3 separate regions of the Homo sapiens genome follow, and all the other regions are linked to region 2. A link is a contact called in ENCODE Hi-C or POLR2A ChIA-PET data. All regions are on one chromosome and are shown on one strand. The core of a region is the stretch at or near the end of the contact, and the rest is flanking DNA. Distances in the headings are between cores, read along the strand shown. Region 1 holds the start of LINC01787 (long intergenic non-protein coding RNA 1787). Region 2 holds the start of PTBP2 (polypyrimidine tract binding protein 2). Region 3 has its middle 42 kb from the start of LINC01787.

Region 1 (3,912 bases), core at 1,204-3,703, 350 kb before region 2:
TTCTGATTTAATAGATCAGCACTTTGGGATGCCGAGGCGAGTGGATCACAAGGTCAAGAGATCGAGACCAACCTGGCTAACACGGTGAAACCCCGTCTCTACTAAAAATACAAAAAATTAACCAGGCGTGGTGGTGGGCGCCTGTAGTCCCAGCTACTCGGGAGGCTGAGGCAGGAGAATGGCGTGAACCCGGGAGGCGAAGCTTGCAGTGAGCCGAGATCGCCCCACTGCACTCCAGCCTGGGCGACAGAGTGAGACTCCATCTCAACAACAACAACAAAAAAATAGATCAGGCATAAACACACAGGAATGTAAATGGTAATATCATACACACAAACTTCAAAGTTATGTCTGATGTGAGTGGTCCACAGGCCACACTTTGAGAAATATTGCTATCTAAGGGCTGTTGATTCTCTGGTCTATCATTCTGATATCAGAACCTTAAAAAATTGTGAGTTGCAATCATCCCACCTTTGGACCAGAGTCAGCCAAGTGGAAGCAAGCATTATCAAGTAAGAGAATTTCAGAGATTCGCCAAAGTGAGAAGGGACATTGCAATATCAAGACTTACTATAAAAATGTAGTAATCAAGACAGCATGATATTGACACAAAGGTTAATCGAACAATGGAAAAGAATGGAGGGTCAAGAAATAGATCGATACATGAGGAATTGATTTTTAATCAAGGTGTAAAACAATTTTCATTGGAGAATAGTCTTTTCAAAAAATGGTGCCAGAACAATTGGATATCCATATACCAAGTAAGTACTCCTATCCACAATATTGAAAAAGTAACTCAAAATGAATAATATACCTAAATGTTAAACCGAAAGCTATAGAACTTCAAGAAGAAAAGATAAAAGAAAATCTCTGTGATGGTATTTTAGAAAAAGAATTCCTAAATACAATACCAAAGTCACAATCCAAAAAACAAAAAGTGGTACATTGGATTTTATGAAAATTAAAAACTTCCCCTCTTCGAAAAACACTATTAAGAAAGTAAAAAAGACAAGCCACAGACCAAAAGATAATGTTTGTAAATCACAAACAAAGTGACTTGCAAATTACTTATCTGATAAAGGATGTGTATCTACAATATGTAAATAACTCTCAAGACGTAATTTGAAAAAAATCATTTAAAAAATGGACAAAAGATTTAAGTAGACACTTCATCAGCAAACATGTGTGGATAGCAAATAAGCACATAAAAAGATATTCAACATCATTTGTCACTAGGAAAATAAAAATTAATCACATTGAGATACTACTACATACCTATTAAAGTGGTTACAATTTAAAACACTGACCAAATATTCACAAGGACAGAAAAACTAGAATACTACTACACAATAAAAGTAATAAACTATTAATACATGCAACATGGATAAGTCACAAAATAACTATGCTGAATGAAAACAGCTGGACAAAAAAGAGTACACATTGTAAAGTTCTATTATACAAATTCTAGCAAATAAAATCCAATCCGTAATGACAGAAACTAGATTAGTAGTTTCCTGAAAATGGAAGAAGGTAGGGATAAAAAGGAAGAAGGCATTAAAAAGAGTCCCAAGCAATCCTTGGAGGTTGATGCCAATGGTCATTATCTTTCTGGTGGTAATAATTTCATATGTGTAGGATACATATGACAAAACTTATCAACTGTATTTGAAAATTATTGTATGTCAATTATATCTTAACATTGTTTAAACATTGATAGGTATTTAAGAATATAAGAAAAAGGAAAAATTCAGGAAATAGTAAACTCCAAAAAATTCAAAAAGTAATACAAGAAAGAAGCTATTATCACAGTACACTATTTGATTCACCAATGAATATTTCAATAACTATGGAAATATAAATCTGAATATTTATTTAACCCAAATTATGATAGGGCTTTTTCTAGAAAAAGGAAAAGGGAGACTTGGAACACGGATGGGTTGGAGGAACATCTAAGAGAGTTAATTATCTTAATAGACTATAACAAGAAGTCAAAAGATAACCATAAAACTACAAAATCAAGAAATATATGATATGCAGATTATTTAGAGACATAGCGGTAAGAATCAGAAGCAATGACTGAAAGAGTTGAAGCCATTTACTTCTTGAGAGGACTGGGGAATAGAAGTAGTAAGGAAAAGGACCACTGATTTTAGCACACACTCATATACACACAGGCACACACGTACATGTGTATATAACCTATGGTGCCATTTCATTTGACTTAACAAATAGATCATAGGCAATGCTGCGTGAATATTTTTCTATTTCTGTATAACCCAGACTTCATGATTGAATGGTAAACATGCCTTGGAAGTTAGAGAACACAAATTGCTCTGGATACAGTTTAGAGATATATCTCTCCTGGAGCCATTTGCTTACATCCCAAGGGTAATAAACAGAAACAACTTACCCCTTTCTTCCAGAGATATTTGCTTACAATCCAGAGTAATTCTCTCCCTTCTGCTGAGATTTGTTTACAGAGTAAAGTTTTGTCTCTCTTTCTAGTGGGAGAAGGGGTACATGTACCAGCTGCCCAATATAGCACTAAGTCTCATGATTTCAGGGTTTTTCTCCTGTGTGCCAAACCCTAGCACATGCACGTAAACATCTGGGCCTCATCAAGTTCCTTTGTGGAGAATTGGGGCACAGATAACCTTAAAACCACACAAGCATATTATCTCACAGTTTCTATGAATCAGAGGTTTGAGTATGGGTTGGTTGGATTCTCTGCTAGGGTCTCACCAGGCTGAAATCAAATGGTTACAATTTAAAAGACTGACCAAATCAAATATTCACAAGGACAGAAAAACTAGAATACTACTACACAATAAAAGTAATAAACTATTAATACATGCAACACAGATGAGTCATAAAATAACTATGCTGAATGAAAACAGCCAGAAAAAAAGAGTATAGATTGTAAAGTTCTATTATACAAATTATAGCAAATAAAATCCAATCTGTAGTGACAGAAAGTAGATTAGATGTAAGGTTTCAAGATCACTTTTAAGATAACTGGTTGTTGACAGTACTGAATTCCTTGCAGTTGTATGACTGAGTTCTTATTTTCTTGTTGGTTGCTGAACAAGAACCTCTCTCAGCTTCTAGAGACCACTCTCAGGTCTTTGCCACACAGCCCCCTCCATAAGCAGTTAATGAGGTAATTTGCTTCTTAAAGGCCAGCAAGGAAAATCTCCCTCATGCTTCTGATCTCTTTTTTTAAGAAGGGTCCAGTTCCTTGTAAGTACTTGCCTGAATAAGTCAGGTCCACCCAGAATAATGTCTCTTTTGATTAAATCAAACTCGACTAATTTTGGATGTTAATTACATCTGAAACTCATTTCATCTTTGTCTTATAATGTATTCTAACCATGGGAGTGAAATCCTTTATAGTCACAGTCTCAGTCACACTAAAGGGGAGAGGTTGATGCAGGCTGTGTATACTAGAGTACAAGGAATTGTGGGAGCCATCTTAGAGTTCTGGGTGCCACATTCTACGATTCAGCATACCTATAGACACAGGTCCAAAGAGGCAAGTACAAGGATGCTCATCACAACCTTGTTGGTAACATAAAAACTCATTACCTCCTGATATGTTCTGAATGTTTGTATCCCCACAAAATTTATATATTGAAACCGAATGCCAGTATGATAGCATTAAGAGATAGACATTTGGGAGGTGAATAAGTCATGAGGCCAAAGCTCTCATGAATGGGGATTGTGCCCTTATAGAAGCGGTTTGAGGGAGTTTGTTCTCCCCTTCCACCATGTGAGGATAGAGCAAGAAGGTGTCTGCCATCTTTGAAGCAGAGACTAGGCCCTCACCAGTACCCCCAATCTGTTGGAGCCTTTATCCTGGATTTCCCAGCCTCCAGAACTATAAGCAATAAATTTCCATTGTTATAAATTACC
Region 2 (3,608 bases), core at 1,049-3,548:
ACTGTTAGCTTAAATAAGCAAGCAGATTAACTATTGTATGTTTGTGGTCTTGTACCGTATTCGAAAAAAAAATAAAGAAAAATGTGTTTTTGTGAACACTGTAATTTCTTCTGCTGCCTAAGGACAAGCTTCCCTCCTCATAGAATGGTTTGTCTTTGCCAAGATAAAGTGAGAACCAATCAATCAATATCGATCGAGCGAATGTGGGGAATACCAAGAATTAATACCATAGTTCCCGCCCTTTGGTAGCTTGCACATTCAATTGTTGAGTGAAAACACATGTATGAAACCACAAATATGTGAAAAGTGATTATTAGTGGCACTAATAACAGATCCTTTATTTTAAGGTTTAAGGTGAAGTGGTTATTGTAGGAAATTTGATATGTGGTTTTTTTTTTTTTTTTTTTTTTTGAGACAGAGTTTCGCTCTTGTTGCCCAGGCTGGAGTGCAATGGCGCGATCTTGACTCACCGCAACCTCGGCCTCCCAGGTTTAAGCGATTCTCCTGCCTCAGCCTCCCGAGTAGCTGGGATTACAGACATGCACCACCACCCCGGCTAATTTTGTATTTTTAGAAGAGACGGGGTTTCTCCATGTTGGTCAGGCTGGTCTTGAACTCCCGACCTCAGGTGATCTGCTTGCCTCGGCCTCCCAAAATGCTGGGATTACAGGCGTGAGCCACCGTGCCCGGCCTTTTTTTTTTTTTTTTTTAACGATTGACAATCCCATAGGCAAATCAAGAATTTGTAAAAATTTGGGTGCTTTGAAGAGTTCTATAGCAAAGTGTTTGGACAAGATGCTCTTTAAGGGTCTATCCAATTTAAAAGTAATATTATTTATGGCCGGGCACGGTGGCTCACGCCTGTAATCCCAACACTTTGGGAGGCTGAGGAGGGCAGATCACCTGAGGTCAGGAGTTCGAGACCAACCTGACCAACATGGAGAAACCCTGTCTCTACTAAAAATACAAAGTTAGCTGGGCGTGGTGGCGCGTGCCTGTAATCCCAGCTACTCGGGAGGCTGAGGCAGGAGAATCGCTTGAACCAGGGAGGCCGAGGTTGCAGTGAGCCGAGATTGCGCCATTGCACTTCAGCCTGGGCAACAAGAGCGAGACTGGGTCTCAAAAAAAAAAATTCTAAAAATTATACACAATATCATTTAGTATATGAAATTCCAATTAGCAAAGGATAAGAGCTTTGCCTGAAGGAGACACAGAAAAACCCAGAGTGAGTATTGAGAGTAACTGGAGGGACACAGGGAGTATTTGTCATTTTTCAGAATTAGAAGTGCATTTGTCCTTGTGTGTGTTGGGGGTGGAGGTGAAGGGTGCAGGAGAAGGATGGGTACTGGCAAAGTCGCTACTCACTGAGCAAATTTTCAAGCGGGTGCCTTTCCCAATTTTGTTGAGCCTCTGATAAAAACACGTTGAAGTAAAATGTCCACTATAGTATCAAGTAAAAATTGAGACCGTAAGATATAGCAAAGGGAGTCAATTTGCATAGCCCATTTTAATGCTTCTACTTTCTCTAACCAATCTGAAGACTCAGTTGTTCCCACTCCCATCTCCACTTTCCCTTTCATGCCTCCAAATGTTAAACTCCAACTATTGTAGCATTTTAACACATGGCTCCATTTGTGTCTATTTCCACCTAGCGTATTGTGAATATTTTCTACAGGCGCACACTAATCACCAACTGAAGTGAGAATCACATTTTCCTCCACTTGGCTTGGTACTACAGGTCTTGAAGCAAAAGCCTGTATTTCAGTCTGAGGAGTTCTACTTGCTTGAGAAAGTACTGTTGTTACCAAGTGGTCTCGTTCAGTGGGGTAAAGATTTTTGTTTTAGAGGCTGGAGCCGGTCTGCAAATAAAAGATGGCTTAGGAGAAAAGCTATCCAATGTTTTTTCCTTGGCCCGCATAGGTTGACGGTAGCCAAGCTGGTACTTGGCTTGGAGTGAAAAGTGGAGGCTGCCTGGGGGCGTCCTGCAGTCAGGGCAGAGAGAGTGTGGAGAGCTGTTGGGAGGTGTCCCACCCACGCCCCCACAAGGAGGGGAAACCAGGTCGCCGCGGTCTGCAGCAGAACGCCAGGTTCCAGAGGACGGCAGGCGGAGGGCGGAGGGAGAAAGGCGCGCGAAGGCGCGGAGGAGGCGTCGGCTGCGGCGCCCACTCCCCCTAGTCCCAGCGCCCTGCCGCTCGCCTCCCGCTGCCGGGCGCCGGCGCGCTCGGCTCTTTCCGCCGCCGCCGCTGCCGCGCGGTGGCCCGTGCGCCTCGGCACCTTCGGCAATTTCCGTCGGGCCCCAGCCGCCATTTTCTCGCCGCTTGTGTGGCTCGCTGGCTGCGTGGCTCGGTTCTTGTGAGCGAAGCTTTGTCCGGTTCGGCAATGGACGGGTATGTAATCGGGCCGGCGAGAAGGTGTGTGTGAGAGAGGAGTTGGACCGTCCTTCGGCCCGGTCCCGGGCCGGGGAGAAACCCTCCCGCGGCCCCTCCCAGGGCTGGGCTGCCGTTACCCAACCCCCGCCCCATCGCACACACCCCTCCCTTTGCTTCCCCCGGCGGGCTTTGGTCGAGAAAATGAGAAGAAAGCGGGCTTGGAGGCTGGGGAGGCATAGGGGCGATGGCGGGGGTGAGGATCCCGGAGTGGGAGCGGGCACCGGCTTGGCGGCGGGGGATGGGGTGGGAACCCCATAACGTCTCCCCGGTCTGTCCCTGCCCCCTCTAGGAGCCATTTCGATCCGTACCTTGGGACCCGACCCTTGGGTTAGCGGTGCCTGTGAGAGCGAGTGGGATGGGCAGAGACAGGCCTTTGGATTGGGGGAGCCTCTAGGGGAAGAGGAGAGAGGCACCCCATGTGGACCCCAGCCATGAGCAACCTCTCCGGCCTCGCCCGGCCCTCCGTGGTCGGGAGAGATGCCGGTGGCGGGAGCTCCGGGGAAAGCCTAGTGGGAGCCGCTGGGGAAGGGGGGAGGGCGTGCGGCGGCGGGAGGAAGGGGGAGGGCAGATGTCATACTCCTTTGTTTTCATTTGAGTCTGGTAGTGGGGGCGGGAGGGAGGAAAAAATGCCTTTTTGTGGGGACTGAAAACATTCAAGGCTTGGCAAAAGGGCCCAGAAATTAAATCATCTAAAAAACGAAGTGTTTGAAGCCGACATCAGTCACATGGGCAAAGGCCAACAGCAATGGCAGAAACAAGAGCAGATAGTCAACAAAGGGCTATCTCTTTAGCTACTTTGGTCAGTTTCTGGAAAAACGACTATAAAAACCCAGAACCATGCTGCATCTTTGCGAACCTGAGTCAAGACGGAATGCTGAGTGAGGTGAGAGGCAAGACTGTGAAATGGTAGGGACCGATGTCTCGCTCATATGCTTCACACCTGAAAAGACTCAGTAATTTAACTCAATGTTAGAAAGGGGGCACGCTTAAGGTCAAAAATACAGCAGTATGCAGCTCTTTTGGGAGTGTAAACATAGTATCATTTAACAAGTACATTTATTAAAATCAGTGAGTATTTGAAGAATCAACAATTTGGTTAAGCGCCTAGAGTTTGGTGTGTTTTAAAAGGTACTAAAAACAAGATTTTATAAAAGTTAACACAGTCTCACAGAATTCAAA
Region 3 (3,759 bases), core at 1,063-3,562, 310 kb before region 2:
AGAAGCACACAATTGTTATTAAGATTGGGTATTTATTTGGGGGTATAAGGCACCTGAGAGATTGTAGGAAAGATAAAAACCGTTACCCAGCCACACTGGCATATCCACTAGGCAGTATGGCTTGCAGAAGCATAGATCAGAGCAGAGCTGGCAGCAAGAGCTGCCACTTCTGAGGCAGCTGCCAGGTCACTGCACCTGCCAGGTGCAGGTAACTTGTTCTTCAAATGGAAATTTTCATCCTCAAGTGTAGAGTCGCCATAATGTCCCTTGATGTCATATCTAGAACAATACAGTTGAACCCTCAAAAGAGAGCAGAAAAAACAGATGGAGTGACCACATTTCCTGAAGTTGCTTCAACTAGATGAAGTGTATCTGTGATTACAGCTCTCACAGTGTCCACATACACCAAAAAATTATTTTCTATATAATTCTCAGCTTTAATTAGCTTTAATGCAGCATACTAATTTACATATCAAATTTATATATCAGCTGTTTTTACTTCTCCTATTTAGCAGATTATAATTCACTACATCAGAGATCAGCAGCTACTTCCCATCAGTTGATTGGCTCATGTTCAAAAATAGCTGATGTCATAATCCCTAAAATGAAAAGGAAGACTGTCAGTGTCTTAGGCTGGATTCCCCAAAAGCAGATCTAGCGATAAGGATCTGAGCACAAGTAGTTCATTTGGGTGGTAATCTTAGGAAGCCCCAGTAGAGAAACAGGGAACTAAAACGTAGAAGGGAAGGGAGACCATGACATGTGCATTATAGCTGGCTGCAGTTGAGGCTCAGCCCCACTAGGCACTGCGAGAGACAACGTAGAGCATGCCTCAGAGTTATCCACTGCTGAGGGACAAGGAGGCTGCGTTTTTAATCCCCTAACCCTCATCTGTCATGGGCTACAGCCTGCCCTCAGTGGCACTTCAGACCTGTCAAGATAAAACGCCTAGGAGGAGCATAGCAGTATCTTGCAGTAGACACCATTGATGTGTAATGGAACAGTGGGAGTTGAAAGAATATGGGCAGGCCACAACAGCATCTGCCATAGTAAGTGTCTCAGAATGGTCCAGCTGTTGTCAGCCCAATAACCCCAGAAGTGCAGCCTAGAGGAGAGCGGGTTAAGCAGCATTTAAAACTTCTGGGCCGCAGTTGCTGCTTCCCCTTAATCTGACCAGATAGCTATTTCTATAAAATTCCTGTATAACCTCTTGATGCTAAAGATTAAAAAAAGAAAAAAAAAACTAAAAACAAGATGTTAATTGGCTTCAACTATGTGTGTCCAATCTCATTTTTCTCACTGACAGTTTGGGGTGGGATGGGGCACACGTTATACCTGGGTACCTGAGAATGGGCTCTAGGGGGGAAGCAGGCCAATGGGAAATCCTCATCCAAAAATGGAGCTTAGAGTTCACAAGCCCAAGCCAGAAGGGTACACATGCCTTAAAGCCCAACTGTACACAAAATCAAAAGCTAAGGAGGTCAGTTAAGAAGTAAGGGCTGGGCGCAGTGGCTCACCCCTGTAATCCCAGCACTTTGGGAGGCCAAGGTGGGCGGATCACGAGGTCAGGAGATCCAGACCATCCTGGCTAACATGGTGAAACCCCATCTCTACTAAAAATACAAAAAATTAGCCAGGCATGGTGGTAGGCACCTGTAGTCCCAGCTACTCTGGAGGCTGAGGCAGGAGAATGGCCTGAACCCAGGAGGTGGAGCTTGCAGTGAGCCGAGATCGCACCACTGCACTCCAGCCTGGGCAACAGAGCGAAACTCTGTCTCAAAAAAAAAAAAAATAGAAGAAGAAGAAGAAGTAAGGTCATGGCCGGGCGCGGTGGCTCACAGCTGTAATCCCAGCACTTTGGGAGGCCAGGGCGGGCGGGTCACGTGGTCAGCAGTTCAAGACCAGCCTGACCAACATGGTGAAACCCTGTCTCTACTAAAAATAGAAAAATTAGCTGGGCTTAGTGGCGGGTGCCCGTAATCCCAGCTACTCGGGAGGCTGAGGCAGAAGAGTCGCTTGAACCCAGGAGGCGGAGGCTACAGTGAGCTGAGATCTTGCCATTGCACTCTAGCCTGGGTGACAAGAGCAAGACTCCGGGAAAAAAAAAAAAAGAAAAAAAGAAAAAAAAGAAGTAAGGTCACCAAAGCCAATAGGCCTAAAGGCAGACCTAAAACTAGCTGCCTCAATCAAAGTAAAGTTAGATGCCACAACAAATAAACCCCTAATTCTCAGTGGTGTAACGTGAGAACTATTTCTCCTTCATGTAAAATCCACTACTCTTCCCACATATGACTCATGTTCCTTCTGTCTGTGGCTTCATCACTTACAAGTGGCTTGGATCTGCTGGATCCTCTAATTCTGGCTGACAGATCGGAAAAATAGAGGGTGAAAGACTAAGTGTGAAAGTATTACATGACAGGTCTGGAAATGGCACGCATTTCTTTGGCCTGGAAACCACTGGCAACAACTTAGTCACACTTCCCTCACGTAAATGCAGGGGGACTGGGAAACATAGATCCTGATTTAGAAGGAACTTCCTAGGAAAATCTCTGTACTGCGGAAGGGGAGCATGCTCTGGTAGAGAGTTAGTCATCTCTACCGCACAAGCCAAATCTAAACAGCTCAATAAGACAGGCATTACTGGAAGTGGAGCTCAGCAAGCTTGGACAAAATAAACCATGTGCCAATTCTTAAGCCAGCCAGAGACCAGATGCCTCTGGCATAGACATCCCTGCCAGTTAGGGCAAGATCCAGTTGATTAAGATACCGGAGTGGAATGAGCAATATGGGAAAACTGATCAATCAGAGAAAAAAAATCCCAGCATGAAAGCCACGATTTTTCCCCCTCCATTCCTCTCATCCAGAGATGGGCTGCCTGGCACAAAATTCAATCCGAATTTGAATTCTACTTAATATCAGCAATAGAATTTTTCATTGGCCTTGTTCTGCATTCAGTGATAAAAGCAGCACACAATTATTTTCGATTGGACCAATGAGATTGTGCTGAGAAGTCTCTGAAGACTGTCTGCTGAGTGCCAGTTGTTAATGAATCCCATTTGTCTTTCTTGATTAAGTCTGCTATTACCCCCGTTTAGTCCTGTCACCAACCCTTTAGCAAGAATTTTCATATCACTGTTTAGATGAGAAATTAGCCTATAAGAGCAGCACTCATCAATCAGGAGACAGTTTATTTAATACAGTTTACAGTTTATGAGTTCAAAAACTGTAGCCTCATACATTAGAAATGGATCCCTGTCCTAGACAGACAATCAGGGGGTTCAGTTCACTTGACAGGCATGGAGAAATGACTTTGAATGTGAGATATGCACTTAGAGAAGGGCTGCAGTATCACACGCCTGCAGCAGAGTATCAGGAGGCTTTCACTTCTGATTAGGAAATCCCCTTTGGTTTAAGCAAGTGCTTCATTTTAATACTTAACCATGCCTCCCTACAACACTGTGACCAGAAAATTCAAAATGAAATTTTAGAATAGAATCACTTCTTTGTGATACCAAATCTTTATTCTGGATTGCTATATCATTAAAACAGTTCGTGAAGAATATTTATCTGCTTCTTGAAATCATAAAGAGCAAGATATCCATGAAAATCTTCCTTTTGCAAAGAGTAGTGAGTGGCATTTCCTTTCAGTCACCAAAAGTAAAAAATTGCAGGAAAAAAGCCCCAGATCTTTGGCATTAACTGTATAGCTACATGACCATACAAAATGGATGATTTTGGCCCCCAGGAGAATTTTAGGAA

Evidence for each region. Hi-C counts contacts between places; a loop is a spot of excess contacts on that map. ChIA-PET counts read pairs that join two places held with the same protein, here RNA polymerase II (POLR2A). Pooled maps may share reads with other maps.
Region 1: a map of endothelial cell of umbilical vein shows a loop between it and region 2 (4-fold over the local background). The contact joins the promoter of LINC01787 here to the promoter of PTBP2 in region 2. A Hi-C loop is called at or near these places in 5 of 168 maps with a recorded cell type or tissue (IMR-90, MCF 10A, chondrocyte and 2 more) and 9 of 50 pooled maps. POLR2A ChIA-PET finds 5 or more read pairs at or near these places in 3 of 52 experiments (AG04449, AG04450 and MCF 10A).
Region 3: a map of mammary epithelial cell shows a loop between it and region 2 (4-fold over the local background). The contact joins the enhancer-like site here to the promoter of PTBP2 in region 2. A Hi-C loop is called at or near these places in 2 of 168 maps with a recorded cell type or tissue (IMR-90 and mammary epithelial cell), 2 of 37 single-sample maps with no recorded cell type and 7 of 50 pooled maps.

The regions. Positions count from the first base shown.
Region 1 is chr1:96,371,672-96,375,583 of GRCh38, forward strand. LINC01787 (long intergenic non-protein coding RNA 1787) reads right to left here and starts at 2,454. Exons shown (of 6, transcript NR_110693.1): 1 at 2,411-2,454.
Region 2 is chr1:96,719,486-96,723,093 of GRCh38, forward strand. PTBP2 (polypyrimidine tract binding protein 2) reads left to right here and starts at 2,299. Exons shown (of 14, transcript NM_021190.4): 1 at 2,299-2,387. The coding sequence starts at 2,380. RefSeq lists silencers at 2,065-2,264, 2,495-2,774.
Region 3 is chr1:96,413,864-96,417,622 of GRCh38, forward strand. No RefSeq gene overlaps it. Among named protein-coding and RNA genes, the nearest start is that of LINC01787, 42 kb to the left of the region's middle. Within about 2 kb of position 2,313, at least 9 of the 41 ENCODE cell types and tissues checked have a DNase peak (open chromatin) inside an H3K27ac peak, as active enhancers do; they include mammary epithelial cell, where a contact is called at or near this core.